2 separate regions of the Homo sapiens genome follow, and region 1 is linked to region 2. A link is a loop called in an ENCODE intact Hi-C map of the cell type or tissue named here. Cell type or tissue: PC-9. All regions are shown on one strand. Each heading gives the region's core, and the rest is flanking DNA. Links, peaks and the distances in the headings are about the cores only. Region 1 overlaps SUCO (SUN domain containing ossification factor). Region 2 overlaps C1orf105 (chromosome 1 open reading frame 105).

What was found. Hi-C counts contacts between places; a loop is a spot of excess contacts. Peaks named below come from ENCODE experiments on the same cell type or tissue, not always from the same donor. Only the 100,000 strongest peaks of a DNase experiment are listed, where the experiment ranks them.
Region 1: it touches region 2 in a loop (4-fold over the local background); 9 of 110 quality-filtered maps call a loop at or near these places.

Annotation. Positions count from the first base shown.
Region 1 is chr1:172,583,871-172,592,454 of GRCh38, reverse strand. It overlaps SUCO (SUN domain containing ossification factor), which reads right to left. Exons shown (of 24, transcript NM_014283.5): 16 at 7,369-7,437; 17 at 6,507-6,597; 18 at 2,529-3,695; 19 at 1,384-1,471. Among named protein-coding and RNA genes, the nearest start is that of SUCO, 55 kb to the right of the region's middle. In PC-9, for the core only: no CTCF peak of the experiment used is centred there; DNase peaks (open chromatin) are centred at 3,504 and 6,364; H3K4me3 peaks cover 1,498 bases; H3K27ac peaks cover 3,900 bases.
Region 2 is chr1:172,446,741-172,455,324 of GRCh38, reverse strand. It overlaps C1orf105 (chromosome 1 open reading frame 105), which reads right to left. Exons shown (of 7, transcript NM_139240.4): 3 at 6,794-6,884. Among named protein-coding and RNA genes, the nearest start is that of PIGC, 7.0 kb to the right of the region's middle. In PC-9, for the core only: CTCF peaks have their summits at 5,002 and 5,206 (motif pointing left); DNase peaks (open chromatin) are centred at 4,024, 6,124 and 7,484; H3K4me3 peaks cover 1,312 bases; H3K27ac peaks cover 4,388 bases.

The DNA of each region.
Region 1 (8,584 bases), core at 127-8,126, 140 kb before region 2:
ATACAAAAATTAATTCAAGATGGATTAAAGACTTAAATGTTAGACCTAAAACCATAAAAACCCTAGAAGAAAACCTAGGCAATACCATTCAGCACATAGGCATAGGCAAGGACATCATGACTAAAACACCAAAAGCAATGGCAACAAAAGCTGAAATTGACAAATGAGATCTAATTAAACTAAAGAGCTTCTGCACAGCAAAAGAAACTACCATCAGAGTGAACAGGCAACCTACAGAATGGGAGAAAATTTTTGCAATCTACCCATCTGACAAAGGGCTAATATCCAGAATCTACGAAGAACTGAAATTTACAAGAAAAAATCAAACAACCCCATCAAAAAGTAGGGAAAGGATATGAACAGACACTTCTCAAAAGAAGACATTTATGCAGCCAACAGACACATGAGAAAATGCTCATCATCACTGGTCATCAGAGAAATGCAATTCAAAACCACAATGAGATACCATCTCACACCAGTTAAAATGGCAATCATTAAAAAGTCAGGAAACAACAGGTGCTGGAGAGGATGTGGAGAAATAGGAACACTGTTACATTGCTGGTTGGACTGTAAACTAGTTCAACCATGGTGGAAGACAGTGTGGCGATTCCTCAGAGATCTAGAACTAGAAATACCATTTGACCCAGCAATCCCATTACTGGGTATATACCCAAAGGATTATAAATCATGCTGCTATAAAGACACATGCACACGTATGTTTACTGTGGCACTATTCACAATAGCAAAGACTTGGAACCAACCCAAATGTCCAACAATGATAGACTGGATTAAGAAAATGTGGCACATATACACCATGGAATACTATGCAGCCATAAAAAAGGATGAGTTCATGTCCTTTGCAGGGACATGGATGAAGCTGGAAACCATCATTCTGAGCAAACTATCACAAGGACAGAAAACCAAACACTGCACATTCTCACTCATAGGTGGGAATTGAACAATGAGAATACTTGGACACAGGGTGGGGAACATCACACACCAGGGCCTGTTGTGGGGTGGGGGGAGGGGGGAGGGATAGCATTAGGAGATATACCTAATATAAATGACGAGTTAATGGGTACAGCAGCAGCACACCAACATGGCACTTGTATACATATGTAACAAACTTGCACGTTGTACACATGTACCCTAGAACTTAAAAGTATAATTAAAAAAAAAATTAAACAAATCTTTCTCTACAGAAGATAATGATGCTAATAGCTATGTAACTTTCCAAACATGACATCACATTAATATAACAGGCTTAAACACCAGCTAGCAGGGGGAAAAAGTGAAACTACAATACTTACTGTTTACCAGTGAGACCCTACAGAATTCAGTGGAAATTTATATAAAAAGTAAATAAGGGATGTAGAAACCAACCTGCTCCTCTGCTATTCTTGAAGTATTCTGAAGTTTCACGATTGTTTTATTGAAAGCCTTTTGCATTTCTTCCATTTGTTTTCGGTACCTATGAAGTAAGAATTGGTCTAAATCAGCTTTAATTTCTTACTTATTCCACTTAGTAATGGAAACATACTTCTGATTTTGATATATGAGACAAATCTATTTTTCTGAAAGTGACTCTTATTCAGGCCTATGCAATACAATTCTATTTATCTTCTGCTATGTAAAATTTAGTAATTTCTGTGGTTCCCTTGGGATGCAGATGGAGGTAGGGAAAAGTAAGAGCAGGTATGGGGTAGCTAAGTGGGCATGTTACACATGAACACACACACACACATGATTAGCCAATTAATTCTATGTATGGATTAGAAAAATTTCCTACTTCAGATATAAGACTGCCTTGGTGACACCTTATTAGTGGCATTTCAATTTAAGAGATGTAAGAAAAGGTGGTGTTTCAGGAACTCTGGACACTTGTGCCTAGATGTTTGCAAAACGTTGGTAGAGAAGCCCTAAGGACAGACAATGGACACACAGAGGATAAAAAAAAGAGTAAATAGGTTTAAAAAGCCAGGCCTGGTGTCTTAATGAATTGGCACTGTCTCTGGCACTTAAAAGCAGAAATTATTACAACTAGAACTAGGATGCCGAGACCTGTTTAAAAGAGAGCAAACTGCAAATGTGCCCAATCATCCAGTTCAGTCCATCTCTGTCTTCACTTATCTAAACTCTTAAGTGATATCTGGTCAAATTCCACTAAAAGCTTTAAGGTCTATATACTATCATTTTTTTCCATGAGCCCTCTGGGAATCAAGCAGAAAAAGTGGCTAAAGTTAAGCAACCGAAAAAAGGTGAAAGTGAGTATAGATAATTCAAACTTGTTGCCAGCCTAATAAAAGTGTTTTGTCACTGGAAAGTACTTTTAAAATTAAAAACAAAAAATCAATTCATTAAGGCACTGATCAGCATTCAAGTAGCTTTCTTTCTCTCTCTTGCTAAAATTGCGCTTACCTCTATTATATCATGAGATAATTAAATCCTCTCCTGTAATCACAGGTCATACTCTATGCTGCTTAACTCACTGTGTGAAGCTGACTGTGCTAATTCATAATAAAGCTTACCTTTGGCTAAGCTCCTCCAGATAGCGACCACTGAGAGACATGTTAACTTCTAAGGCTTTAATACGATTATTAAGTCTCATAAATACTGACTCCTTTTGGTTTGATCCATGTACAAGATTTCCATTAGCATATCCTAGATCTGTAGAATTTTGCAATTCAGCATAAAAATCTGTAGCTGTCCTCTGTAACCCTCTCAAAAGGGCATCTTCTGGAGACTGTTCTTCTTCTTTTACTTCAGGTAATGAAGAAGAATCCACAACAGAAATCAAAGTTTGCTTTGCTGTGTCAGCTATATTCATTTTGGCTTCCCCATCTTCATTGTCGGGTACAGTGGCTGTATTTATTGGTGGCACTATTGTTTCAGACAGCTTTGTGAAAATTTGCATGGAGTTCACATCTTCTTTTATAATATTATCCATTAACTCATTAACTTTATTTGTTTCATAGGTAATAGATGGTTTCTCTATAGAACTAAAGCTCTCAGACTTTTGTTCTGTTTCATTATCGATCTCAACAGAACTCTCTTGGGGAATCACTGGTGATGGTATATGTCCTGCCTCATATTCAACAGACTCAGATACTTCTATTTTAGGCAAGGGATTGATTTCTGGGGTAATATCTAAAAGAAGAGACTGAGAAAGAGTTTGAGAATGGCTTGGTTCAAGTTCAACTGCATCTACAGTGTGATTCACCAAGTCATCCTGGTGCATACTACTACTTAAATCACCCAGAACAACAGTTTCAGCTTCCCTTTCTATATTCGTATTTTCCAATTCTCCACTCAGAGGTTGCAATACTGAAACATCTACTGATTCCGCAGGAAGTAGTAAGGGTGGTTGAGCTAACACAAGATAATCTTTTCCTTTACTCAAAGCAGTTCGGCTGCGCTGCCGATAAAGAGCAACTCTAACTGAACACCATTTATATATGTATTCTGAAAAACTAGAAATACAACAAATTGTGGTCAGTTCACTGCAAAATATTTGTGTCTCTGACTCAAACCAGGGTGATGATTCATCTTCCTGTTCACCGCTGCCCAGAAGGGTCACTGTAGATGGACTTGCCTCCTCTTCCTCCTCTTGAACTAACTGTACAATGGGACTCTCTTTTGGAGTATCTGGTGTTGACGGCTCCATGTCATGTGTGTGTACTTCAGTGGTTACATACCTAGAAATACATATATCATAATTATAAATCACTTACTTAGAAGTCTAAAGTTGAAATATGTTAAAGAAAAATAAATGTATCCATACAGAAGATAAAAGGTTGGAAATATAGAAGAAATTTGTTTTTGGATAAATGTTTCACCTACAAAACACTTTTATTATAAAAACAAATACTGCTCAGAAATGATAAGAGAAATACTATTTATCAAGTGACTAGCCAGATGACTCAAACCACCATATTTACCATATCAAACTTGCTTTCTTTTAATCTGTTTAAGAATTGTTTCTAAGTGAATACTTCCATTCACTGAATGTAGTGTTCCTTTCCTCTCATAAATATTCACTGAATCTTTACAAGCTTCACTATCCCTTACACATCAGAAATTAAGCCAACTAAGAGCTAGCTTAATAAACTAGCTTAAATAAGGTCCAGAGCTAAAACTAGAATCTAGGATTCTTAATATTTATGAGTGCACTTTGTACTTGAATACCCTATTTTCAAAAGGCAGCTAGGTTGGTCTCAAACATAATTTTTCTAAGAATGATTTGAGGAACTCCAATACAGCATTAAACACACAACGCACACACACACCTACACACATAGGATTATCTACTTTAAGGACAAGAAACATATCTCCCTTCCTAAAATAATTTTGCTATCATCTAGGCTAATCTTCTAAGCCAAATACCTAACCACTTTAATAACAATTCTGGCTTATGATATGCTAACAGTGCTGCTATTAAACTACTAGTGCCACTATTAATATTCTATCCCATTTTGAGGCTGTGGAGTATGTATGTGGCATACAGGAGAGTGGGGGGATGAAGCTTATGGGGACAGTGTTATAAATTATAATGCTTGTGATTCCTTCCAAGATAAAGATAGTTAATTACTGGGTGTAGCCTTATACATAAAAAGTCCAATATGAAAAAATATGGTAATTTCAATACCAAAAATAATTATGCTCAAACACACATTTTCCCATTCTGAAAAATTACTAAGCATGCCAGGAAATGTCTTCAAATAAAGACTAATGTCACAATAGCAAAGACAGAAGAAAGTAATAAAATAGTATCTATGATGTAGACTTTCATTTTGGTAGTAAAACAGTAAATGGACCAAATTAAAACATAATTAGACTACACTTCGGTAAATAAAAAGATATTTATAGCCATATATATTTAGTCTCTAATAATATTTCTTACATATTCAGGTAATATATTGCTTTTCTACCAAATAATTTATGACAGTAAAAACAAGTAATGTCTGAAGAAGGGGAGAGAGAAAAATTATATTGAATTTGGTAAAAAATACTGAATACAGATGTTATATCCCATCATACACACTGTAATCAGAAATATACTTTAAAAGTTTTTTCTCAAATTCACATGGCAAAACCTACTAAAACCTAGGAAAAGAAAATAAGTTGGCTTTCCGTAACTTTAACAGTGACATCCTATCATGGATTCCTTCATTTTCACATATTTGCTTCAAAAGATTACTTCAAAAGCATTAAAAAGAATTTAAGACAAACATGAAGAAATACTGAATAAGAAATTATGCAAAAATATCTATTAAAAAACTAATATGGAAAAATAAAAACTGCTACGTTAGCCTGTGACTACAGCTTTCAACAAATATTCCTACTTGTGCACATATGTGTATGAAAGTGTGTACATATATATATAAAAAACCAAATCAGTTTTATTTAGTTTTGAAAAATACGACATAGCGTGTTGTTAACTGAAGAAACCTAGTTACAAAATCAGGAACAGCAATCACAGCTCCACATAATTAGAAACACCAAGAATGTCTCTATCCCCAATAGATTTCTTAGGTCCTTTTCAGAATCAATAACACATACGCTATATTTTCTAATTACCCAATAAATATCTCCAGTAACTTTCAGGATTAACACAGGATAATATAATTTTCTCACTATGCCTTTCAAAGCATCAAAATATCATTTTTGAAATAGTATAGTTCTCAGGAATTGCAGTTCAAAGCATACCCACTGCAGGTCTCATTACATACTATCTTGAACTAAGTGGTTCATTTCAAATATCTTATACTCTTTAAGTAGAGTTGTTCTAAGATAAAGGACTTGCAAAGTTTTGTAGGGAGTGTATCTAATGAAATATACATAAATTAAGTCTACAATAACTACCTGATTATCCAAATCATTATAAGCTTATTATTTATTATAGGTAAGAAGTAGAGGTACCAACTAAAGTAACCACCTCTGGCAGAAAAGACAAAAAAGGTAAAAGATATATCTATTACCTATTTAGATACATCCCTGCCCAAAGTGTCCCCACTGCAACCTGGGGAAAGGCCTACATGATTCAGAGAAATGGAACAGTTAAGAGCTTGCTGTGTGGCAAATACATTATTCAAGAACCACTGCTCTAGGTATTTTGGTAGCTTTCTAGGGATACCACAGATCAATGCTTTTAAACTTGAACTTAATAAAAAAAAGGGGGGGCCTTTAAAATTTGTCCTCAAGCCTATACCTGCAGAGTAAGGTCAATTATTTCCAGTATGGAAAAGAGTCACTGTTGTGAATAATGAAAGTAATATATAATACCCCCCCCAAAAAAAGTTTGATCTGAATTATATTCCCAGTATGCATATACACTAATGGGAAGAAGCAACTCAGATTTTCTAAGTGGCCACAGAATGTCTATCCTATGATTCAGAGCTCTCTACAGGTAATCATTTCACACACAAATCACAAATTCCTTTTTTTATACTAATATACTTATCTCTCCATTGTAACAAAATTCTATTTAATATCACATTATAACTTACTCAGGAGATGGAACAGGAGTTGAAACAGGAGTTGATTCAGGCATTTTAGGTGCAGCTGTGGCAGTGGCATTCTCAGATATACTTTTATTTCCTATTTTAAGAAAGATGCCCAATGTTGAGTTCAATTTTAAAAGCTGTACCATGAAAATATTTTACTAAAACAAATTTCTTGGAAGAGAAGAAAAAAGCCAAATAGGTTTGCTACTGCAGACTTTTTCTTAAAAAATCAAAGTTCTTTTAGGAAGAAATGATCATATAAGATCACAAGTAATATATATCGTTTCTCAATTTCTCAGATAATTAAATCAAGTCAGGTGACTATGAATGTTGTGTAACCTTACGTGATTAATATGCCTTCTAGATACTGAAAGAGTTGTTAAATGAGAGGAAATAAATGAGTCATTTTAAGTGTTCACTTGGATCTAAGCATTTTTTAAAAAAACAAAAAGGCAAGACTGTTTCTTCTTGCCAAAAATATTATCATCTGTCATTCTCTAAGGAAAAGATGGCTTTCTAAATCAAGTAGCTATTTAACACATAAAAGAATAACATACTTGAAGTACCATTAGGACATCAAAATCTCGGTAAAGAGATAAGGAATAAAATCATTGCTATTAATATTAGAGCTAGGAGAAGTCAAAAGGCAAATTCATAAGTTTTATATAGACAGTATTCTTTTATAAAACAGAACTTGTGAAATTCAAATAAACAATGAATAATAAAGATTGGTAAGTTCCTCTGAATTATTTCTATATTTCTAAATGTAAACAATCAAATTTTCTTAACTCATTACTTGATTTTCCTAAATATAAGGATCCCTGGAGTACCAGCTATTTAAAAGACCCATAAAATGATTAGGTACCTTCTGTCAGGTCTTCAGTTTTTGCTCCCAGAATATTAGCAGCAATATTCACCATATTTAGAATGGCATCTAAAACAAAATTCAATCAGAAAAAGTACCAAATACCTAAATATTCTAATATAAATTAATATCAGATAGTCAAAAAATCATTTAGAATGATCTTTTGCATTTTTTGACTGGTTACTTTTGTATTCACCTCACAACTAAAGTCCAATATAGGACACAAATAAATTTTAGCCAAAAGTGTAAAGTGTGTATCTAAATTTTTATGTTCAAAAGGAATTTTATATTTAAATATACTTTTCGTTTTGGAGACGGAGTCTTGCTCTGTTGCCCAGGCTGGAGTGCAGTGGTGCAATCTCGGCTCACTGCAACAACCTCTGCCTCCCAGGTTCAAGCAATTCCCCTGCCTCAGCCTCCCGAGTAGCTGGGACTACAGGCACATGCCACCACGTCCAGCTAATTTTTTGTATTTTAGTAGAGACAGGGTTTCACTGTGTTGCCCAGGCTGCTCTCAAACTCCTGAGCTGAGGAAATCTGCCCACCTCAGCCTCTCAAAGTGCTAGGATTACAGCTGTTAGCCACCGCGCCTGGCCTTAAATATACTTTTCTTGTAAAACTTCCCTAGACACTTTACCAAAACACTGTCTTCAGCATACTATAAACTCAAGTATAACTCAACATACAGTCTGTACTGGGACAGGGAAAAAAATGTGATGACCAAAATTCTTATTTTACAGAAAAACCTATTTTTCTTTAAAAATTCTCTACAGTTTAAAATTTTAAAAAAGTGTAAAAAAGCAAATGCTTTTCCTACATTATGTGATTATCACAGGTAAAAACAAAACAGAGATTATCCAAAAAAAAGCAGAAAACATTTTCAATGATTAGCCTATCATATCTATGGTAATATGGTTAAATTCTAAATTGATATTGCATAGAATCAAATCTCTTTGATGACTTTTAAAAAACTCATTGACCAAAACAGCAATCTTTTTAAATCATAAAGCATACAAATTCTTTAGTTAATTGGCTGGGGACAGGTATGGGGCAGATTAATGAAAAGTCAAGGTCATAAAACAAAGTGTTGTAAAAAGCAATTTGCATACCTGCTAACCCTACTTCTCTTTTGAAGGAGGATATTTACATGAAAAAAGTGGTACAAACCTCAATATCTACATAGATATATTTATACATGAGCATAACAAAATATCAG
Region 2 (8,584 bases), core at 357-8,356:
ACAGAAAGTGAGGAGTTCCTGAGGTGTGCTCCTAGGATGACCTTTGCCAGATTGTTCTGCAAGTAGCTTCATCCTGTGAGAGACATATGGCACTTAGGTGATGCATCATGGGGGGTTTGAGGGCTAAAAACTGTTAACAAAGTTGGATTCTTTTGAGAAACATTTAAAATACACTTCATTTTTATAGGGCATTCTAAAAAGAATCAACTCAGTATTACAATGTTGTGGGTTGGTATGTCAAAGTATGTGTGTGAATAACTAGATTCATTCATTCAACAGTAAACATCTATTGTGAGGCTACCAAGTAAAGGGTGCTGTGACGGGGGTCATACCGACGAATAAAGCAAAGTTTCTGGAAGGAAGTTTCTAAGGAAGACAAAAGAAGAATACAAATTCATTCATTTACCCATTCATTAGGTACTGGAGACATTTAAATAAATAAGACATAGTTTGTGACCTCAAGCTGCTCACCATCCAGTAGCCTATACATCAAGAAGTATGATGGTGTTGAAGGTGCTACAACAGAAATATATCGAGGCTCCAGTGAAGCTGAAAGGGGTCATTGAGCTTAACTGGGGGTGGGGCAGAGAGGGAAGGGTCTGAGAAGGGTAAAAAAAAACAGGCAATGCTTGGGTAGGTGTTTGTGGAGTGAACAAGGATGGTGAGGGTGTTGCAAGCCCAGGAAACACTATACAACAACCTGGAAGAATAATCTAGCAAATCAGCTTCGGGTAAGTGAATGTAGGTTGGGATGGACAGGTTGTCTGGTGGGAGGTTGAATGGAGTGAGAAGAGAGACTAGAGAGGAAATGTCTGTGGATATTGACTCCTCTGCTTTGGGCTGATTCAACTTTCTACCATGTCTTCCTGATACCCCTGGGGGTGATATCCCCTGAAGCTCCAGCTCCTCCCTCCATCCCTCACATCTTTGAGGTATGAGAGTGAGGTACATTTCTGAAACTGCAATTAAGGTAGGACACACTAGATATCATACAAGAGGCACTAATACCTCTGTGCCTTCAGAAAACAGAGAGACCACTTCTGATTGGAGAAATCAGGAAAGGCTTCCTAGAAGTGGAATTTGTACTCAGTCTGAAGGGATGAGGAAGACCTGGACAAGGGGAGGCAGATATGGAAGAATTCTTGGGCAGGTTTGTTTTTAGTAGAGATATAAGTTCTTCACTGAAATTATTTCCTTCACCTTTTTCCAGACTTCTGGTTTCTGCTAAGACTACTATTAGACCCTATAGGAAGTGGAATCTCAGAGCTCATTGCAAATCAAGCAACAGATATTATTTGCAAGATCCCCAAAGTGCATTGCAAGATCTTGCTAGGTTAATGACAACTGTAAATGTGAGTACAGAGTCCCATAACATAATGACTGTCATCTCTTAGAATCTGAGGGATGAAATGCTTATATATTGTCCCACCTGGCCTTGATAGCTACTCATTTAAGACATAGTGTAGGTGTTACATCCTCAGAAAACCTTTCTCCTGGGCTGCTACCATTTCTCACCCTCCTAACCTCAGTTGGGTGCCTGCCTCTTTGATTGCATCATAAACTTGGTCTAGCTTTCTTTGTATTTGCACTATTCTTGATTTTAAATGTGTTTATTTCCTCCACCGGGCTGAGAGTTATTATATTTAAGAGCAAGAATCATGTTTTACACATCTTTGTATTCCTAGAACCTATGATAGAACCTGGCACACAGCAAGTATTCAACAAACATTGGGCAAATGAATGAGTCATTGTAAGCAATTTAAATTATGAGGTCTAAATATAGACACAATCAACCTAAATATATAAAACGAAAAATACATATATAAATGAAGATCACTATTGTAACACGGTCTTCAGGGAAACGTTACAGAACATTAGTGTTGTAGTACAACAAATTCATTCTATGTAATGCACTGGGGAAGAACACTGGCTAGACGCCCAAAAAGCTCTGTTCCAGTCCTGGCTCACAAACAACTTGGGTGACTTTTGTCAATCATATAAACTCTCCAAGTCTCCCTTCCCCTACCGATAATGGTCTTTGTGTTCAAAAAGACAGAGGCGGATGCTCTAATCCTGTCCCTTTACACTTTACATTTAAAGGTAAAAAGCAATCTTTGATCTGTGCTGTACTCTACCTCAGACTTGCTATCAGCTGAAGCCTGGCCTCCAAGAAGAGCTGCTCCATTTCTATCTGGAGAAGGGATGAGGGCATTGAAGAGTCGTGGAAGGCAGCTGTGACAGGCTACTTTAAAGGCGACGCAAACATTTGAGACGCCATGTCCTGCAGGCCTCATTTCCTCCATTCTGTCTTGCTTTCTTTCCCAGCCCTGAAACCCAGGTCTTTGGTCTTTTTCTTCTGTTGCATTCCCTTCTCACTCGGTTTCCTTACGACCAGCTCAGCAGCAATAACAGGAATGGAGAGGGAATTGTCCACATTCACAGTACAATGCTCTGGTTTTATCAGGTCTAGAGCCAGAGGCACTGGAATGTTAATGGGGCCCTCATTTCCCAAGCAGCTGTCCTCTGGATAGCAGATGGCAGTTGTGACAGGAGAGTGACAGCAACCTATGTGTAGCCTGGCCAAGGTATGATGCAGATTTCAGCCAGTCCCCAGAAGCCAAAAACACATTTGACAATTGGAAACATCCTCATACCCTAGGACAATATCTGCTGCGGTGTCTAAGGGCTGACTCATGGCCCAAGGCCATGGCCTTCTTGAACCCTTGGTAAAGAAACAGAGAAATATATTTCTCTCCATCTCCCTCTCCCTCTACTCTCCTTTCTTTCTCTCTTTCGCTCCCTTTCTTTCTCTCTCTTACACACCTGTTCACATAAAAAACAAAAATGTAAGCACCAGCTTGTGATTAAAACAGGCTTCACAAGCACCCTGTGAGGAGTACTGACACATTTGCCTCTGTCCTTTCCTTCAACACCTCTGTTTCTTTTCTCCTTCCCACTTGTAACTTAACTGAGAGAGACCTGATAGGACACTTGGTTCAAATCTTTCAATTTACCCAGGAGAAAGCTGTGACCCAGAAAGGTTAAGAGATTTGTCCAATACCACATCTATTGAACTTCAGTCGGCTAGAAAGTTTTTGGATAAAAAGGATTATGTTTCCTCAGGGGAAGAGTAAACTCTTAGAATCCATATAAAGGCCAGGCATGGTGGCTCATACTTGTAATCCCAGCACTTTAGGAGGCCAAGGCAGGCGGATCATGAGGTCAGGAGTTCGAGACCAGCCTGACCAACATGGTGAAACCCCCTCTCTACTAAAAATACAAAAATTAGCCAGGCGTGGTGGCATGCGCCTGTAATCCCAGCTACTCAGGAGGCTGAGGCAGGAGAATCACTTGAACCTGGGAGGCGGAGGTTGCAGTGAGCCAAGATCGTGCCATTGCACTCCAGCCTGGGGCAACAGAGTGAGATTCCGTCTCAAAAAAAAAAAAAAAAAAAAAAGAATCCATATAAAGGCAGAATTATTTCTACCACATAGAATCCCAAAAGTAGTGCTCAAAGAACAATTTCAATATTCAAAAAAAACCTTATGATATTACACATGTTCCTTCTATCTGAAAATATCAGCCATTTAAAAAAATAAAGCTGAATATACTTAAAAAAACCCAAAATGTATAAAAAATAATATCCATATCCCTACATTCAGACTTATTAAATTTGATTTTTATTACCATCACTATTTTAGGTCAATAGCATTTAATATTCTCTTTAAAAATTGTATTTGTAATTATATGCACTAGATCAACATAAGCAATATAAATATGAAAATGACTTAGGAGTATATGAGGTAGTTTCCTTGGTAGTTATGAGCTTTGAAAATTTAGTCAATGTGAGAGAAATAATAAAAAGAGAGTTCTTAGTGGTGAGAAAATAGAAAGTAAACATCCTATACATCTTCCCCAGCTATGCCTCTGCTACTGCACAGTCTTTTTAGCCAGGGCTTTTTGCCACAGGTCTGCTAAAAGCAAAATAAATAGTGTTCTTATCTTCACTCTGACTCATTAGACTGGAAGAACAAACCCAGATCAAAGTGAGTAGAGAGAGAGTGGGGGCAGGAATTGAGAGGGTGGAGTGGCATTTTATAATCTATTAGTAACTGAGGAGCTCTAGTTAATTTACACCCAGTACCAGCAAGTGGGCAAAGAGATTTCAGAGTCTCCAGCTGCAGTTTTCCGGGTCACCCCCACACACCTGCTGTTCCTTTGCCTTGGATCACTGAGTCAGTCACCTTTTGGCCCAGTTAGCCAACTATCATGATGCACCTTTCTGTTTCTCAGCATCTTGAGGAGTCGTGAGTGGATGCCTGCAAATGGCAGGAGAAAATGAAGAAGCTTCTCCACAGTAGATGTTTAAACGAGGAAATGTTTAGGCTTCATTTGTCTTCACTAAAAATCTTTCTTCTTTGACAGACCTGCCTCTCCTTTTGTCTTGTGTTTTTTGTCCCTCATCTCTGTGTGTGTGTTTCTATCTTGCTTTCTGTCTCCCTCTTCCTGTTATTGTGTCTCTGAGCCTGTCTCCCCTTTGTCTAGTCACTAGGAAATACTGCTCCAGGCACACGTGCACCTGCCTCAGGCACGGGGCTGCTCCGGGGCAGGGGAGGAGTAAGTGGGTGTTTAAAGTTCTGCCCTTTGACCTGTGACGGTGAAGAGGAACGCAGCCAGGTGGCAGGAGCTTTGCACCTCTGCACAGGGTCCGGGGTCTCCAGTTGGCCTCCGGATTGCCAGCAGCTTCTTGTCAGGTCCCTGATTTAGAGAATGAAGGAAGAGATCCTGTCCACAGTACATTCTACTCCCTTGAAACACAACAGTTTCTTTCCAGAAGGGAGCAGCTGCCAGCTGAATCCACGTTTACCTCATGGCACATACGTGCAGGCCTTCATACACGCAGTAGACTCTGGGAGCCAGATTCAAATTTGAGGACGTCTGTGTGACGGGAAAGAATATGACTGGAGGTACTGGCCTGGTGCCCCAACAGAGCAAGGATCCCGGGTTCCCTACTTGTGTTTCAATCTGCAGGGGTGACTCTTTCTCATGTGCAAATCAGTGGAGGGTCAGCCCCTAACAGGATGAGAGTGAGGGTGAGGCTGAGGGGCCTGTGTTCTCTCCCAATAAGAGCAACCTATTTGGGACTTCTCACGGGTCAGCCGGGAAACTGGCCTCCCAGGAGCCCTTTGGGCTGCGCAGCTGGAAGCTGTTGCTCTTAACTGTCATCTAGTGGCTAACTATGAATATTGCAGCCACAAAAACCGCTATACCCTGCTGGAGAATGGCCTCTCACTCCTACTGGTCGTTAGCATTGGCTTTCCTTCCCCATTCTCCACTCCAGCCAGGCTGGGGCCTGGTGTCCTAGTGCCCAGGTTGCCACAGTACAGAGACCCAGAACAAACCTGAGATGAGGAGGCATTCAGCGGCAGGTGAGACCTGTCTAAATAGGAAGTTCACAGCGACTTGATGACTGGAAGGCTTCTTGCTGGTTCTGCAGCAATTGCTAAGCCAGTCCTGCCTCCCCGCTCATCCCCCACCTCTACCCAGTGCACGTCATGGTGGCCATGTTACCTACTTGCCTGTCCAGGGTGTTAGGGGGACTAAGAGATGACTCTTAAGCAAAGCTTGGACCCTGAAACTCCGGTGTTGAAAACCTTCAATGTGTCCTCTCTGCTCTTGTCTGTTGGGCCCTGTGTGCATTAGCTGGGCCCAGCCGCGTCCTTGTTTCCCTTTCATGTATGCTCAGAATTCCTTGATATTCTTCAGGCATTTCCTCCTGCACACTCAGTCTCCACCTCTTTGCTGATAATCTTCTCTTCTCTTTCCAGTTCTTCCTCCACCCCTGGCTCTTCCCTCCACTTGAAAACAGTATCTTCTAGGTCCAGTGCAGATGCCACTTCCTCTTGAATCATTCCCTCACTTCCACTCTGCTTGCCCAACCTGGGGGTAACCTTTGCTCCCACCTTCTCTCACAAGTGCTGTGCCCTGTTTCTGAGACGCATTCTCAGTTGTGTCCCTGTCCTGTCTGCTCACTCATCTGTGTAGCTGCGGCTGACTCACTCATCTCTGATGTATTAAAGCAAATACAAAGGCCTCCGTAAACATATATTGACTGACACCAGGGCTCCTAATAATTGTGGCTCACATTCACTGAGCTCTTGCTCTGGGTGGGGCACCGTGTCGAGTGCCTTAGGACGCTGCTTCAGGCACTGCCTATGACAGCCCTGTGAGGAATGTGCAATTTTTCAGGTGAAAAAATTGCTTATCTCACCATATATTTTCTCTCTTTCTCCACCTCAGGGAGGTTCTGACTACCCAAGCACTGTAGCCTGTGTGCTTGCTCCACAGTGACACCGAGGGTCACCTGGCAGCCGGTCATGGTGGAGGGGAAATGAGGAGTTTTTAATGTAAAATTCCACAGGTGTAGGGAGTTGTAGGTGGGAGACATAAGCAATCCTTTGGGGGAGGCAGTAGAGACTCCAGATTGGTTCCAGTCACAGGCTGATAGGCATTCCCTGGAAGTCTTGGGGCAGATTCCTCCATACTAATTTTTAGTTTCCTGTTTTGTTGATTCTAACCTTATGCCTGTATTCTTAGTTCTAGTGGACTGGGACCCTAAGGCACTTGAGACATAGTGAGGGGGGTGGGGCCATTCATTTCATTTAACAAATATTTATTGAACATTGATGGTGTACCAAGCACAGGGCTGTGCTAAGGAGATGGGACATGTATTCATATTCTATGTCATTCTAGAACTGCTGTTGGTTTCATTTCAACAAAAATTTTTTAGTACCTTAGATAAAACATCTGGAACTTGAAACAAAATTGGCAAATTCATATTCTTCTTGGATGAAGTCAGAAAAGTCGCAGAGGTATGAGGATATCTAAGTAATTAAAACAAGAGAACGTTAGAACCGCAGTCCCATGTTTGAAGAGCCAGGCCCTTGGTTGTTTCTGAGAGAATACAAGGGACACCACAGGGAGCTATCTTCCACTCCAGTTCTGGAGCACTCAGGCCATTGGGGAGCTCCCAAAAGATGGATTTGCCCTCCTATGTCACTTTGGCTTTTCTGTCCCTTTTGTTTTGCACTAACCAATTTTGGATTGTCAGACACTGTACAAACAAGGCAGGATAAAGATTGTTCACAACAGTAGATGTGTAATGAGCGAAATGAATCCCAGGTTTCCTCTTTGAAAGGGTCTGCACTCAAGTTTTTGATGTTTAACCTGCACCTGTCCCCTTTCGTACCTGGGCTGACTTCTTGGAGTTTGTGTCCTTGCACCCTGAAACAATCCACCTGTTTCCTCCCACAGAATGTCTTCTCCCTTCACCCATTCTTTTCCTTTGGAACATTTTTTCTTTCTAGTTAGCAGTTGAAGCAGTGATGTTGCAAGAACACCAGTTCCTTTTACAGGGTGACCTGCCTGCGCTCTGTCTCACTTGGCACTGTGGTTCATTTCATTACAGTGTAAGGGGCCAAGGCCTGCAGGGGCCTGATAATCATAAACTGTGTGTGTTGCACCATTCATGCCCCTGGCATCCAAGAAATAGAAACTCAGAATGCTGGCAGTTTTGCCGGGAACACACCTCCTCTCTAATGAGGGAAGATTTCATTGTCCATTGTTTATTTAAAACAAAGGCATGTGAAAGGAGTTTGATGCTCATGAGACATTTCTTGCTTCATTTCTCCTCACACTTCCCTGGGCCCTGTAAGACCAGAGATGGTGGGTCTGACATGAGTGCCCTCGGGGTCTTTGTCTTTGATATGGGAATAGGCTCTCTTGGACTTGTCACCCAAATGCTGACCAGCAGAGACCAGGAGGCCAGTTTAGAACTCCTTCAGCATACAATAATCTTATATAAACATGACCTTAGTGTGACTTGAAGGGCTTTGGAGACTGACGATGAGTGTGGCTTTGAAATTGTCAGGCCTACCTGAGAGAGTCCTTGAAGGAAGTGGGTCAGTACAGGCACTTCTTATTACAGCCCAGCCTCACCTCCTCCAACCCTGTAGGTGTGTTTCCATTGCGCACACTTGGAATTACTCTGAGCATATTTGGCTAAATGTTCCTTTATCTTTTTTCAGACTGTTCTGCATTAGAACTCTTTGCTCAAGGGTATGTAATGCTTAAGGCACATTGAGAACTTTCTCCCAAAGTCTCAGTAAGGGGCTTTGCCAAAAATAAACAGCTTGGAACCCGGAGCTTTGGCCCACATGAGGAGCTTTTAATCCTTAAGATCTTTTGATACTTAAACCATCCTTTCAAAAGACTTTTCATTCCCGTCTTGTCCTCCTGAGAGCTCAGGGCACCTCAAAGGTGCTGTTCGGTCACCTTTGTTGTGAGGTAGGTATATTACATTTTTCTAAACAAGAATTAAGATTGCTACCCCAATCCTCCCAGAATAGCGATGAGTAGAGCTTCACTGCCTGCCTAAGGTAATTTCTCCTTGTGCCTAGCTTAGGTTTGGCTGGCTGGAGGAAAAACTGCCCACTCCCTTTCCAGTTGGCTGTCAACAGACTGTCTGCTCTGACCCTCCAGGACCTGGCTATGAAAGTGAACAGGTGCTGCCGATGCCCAGTTG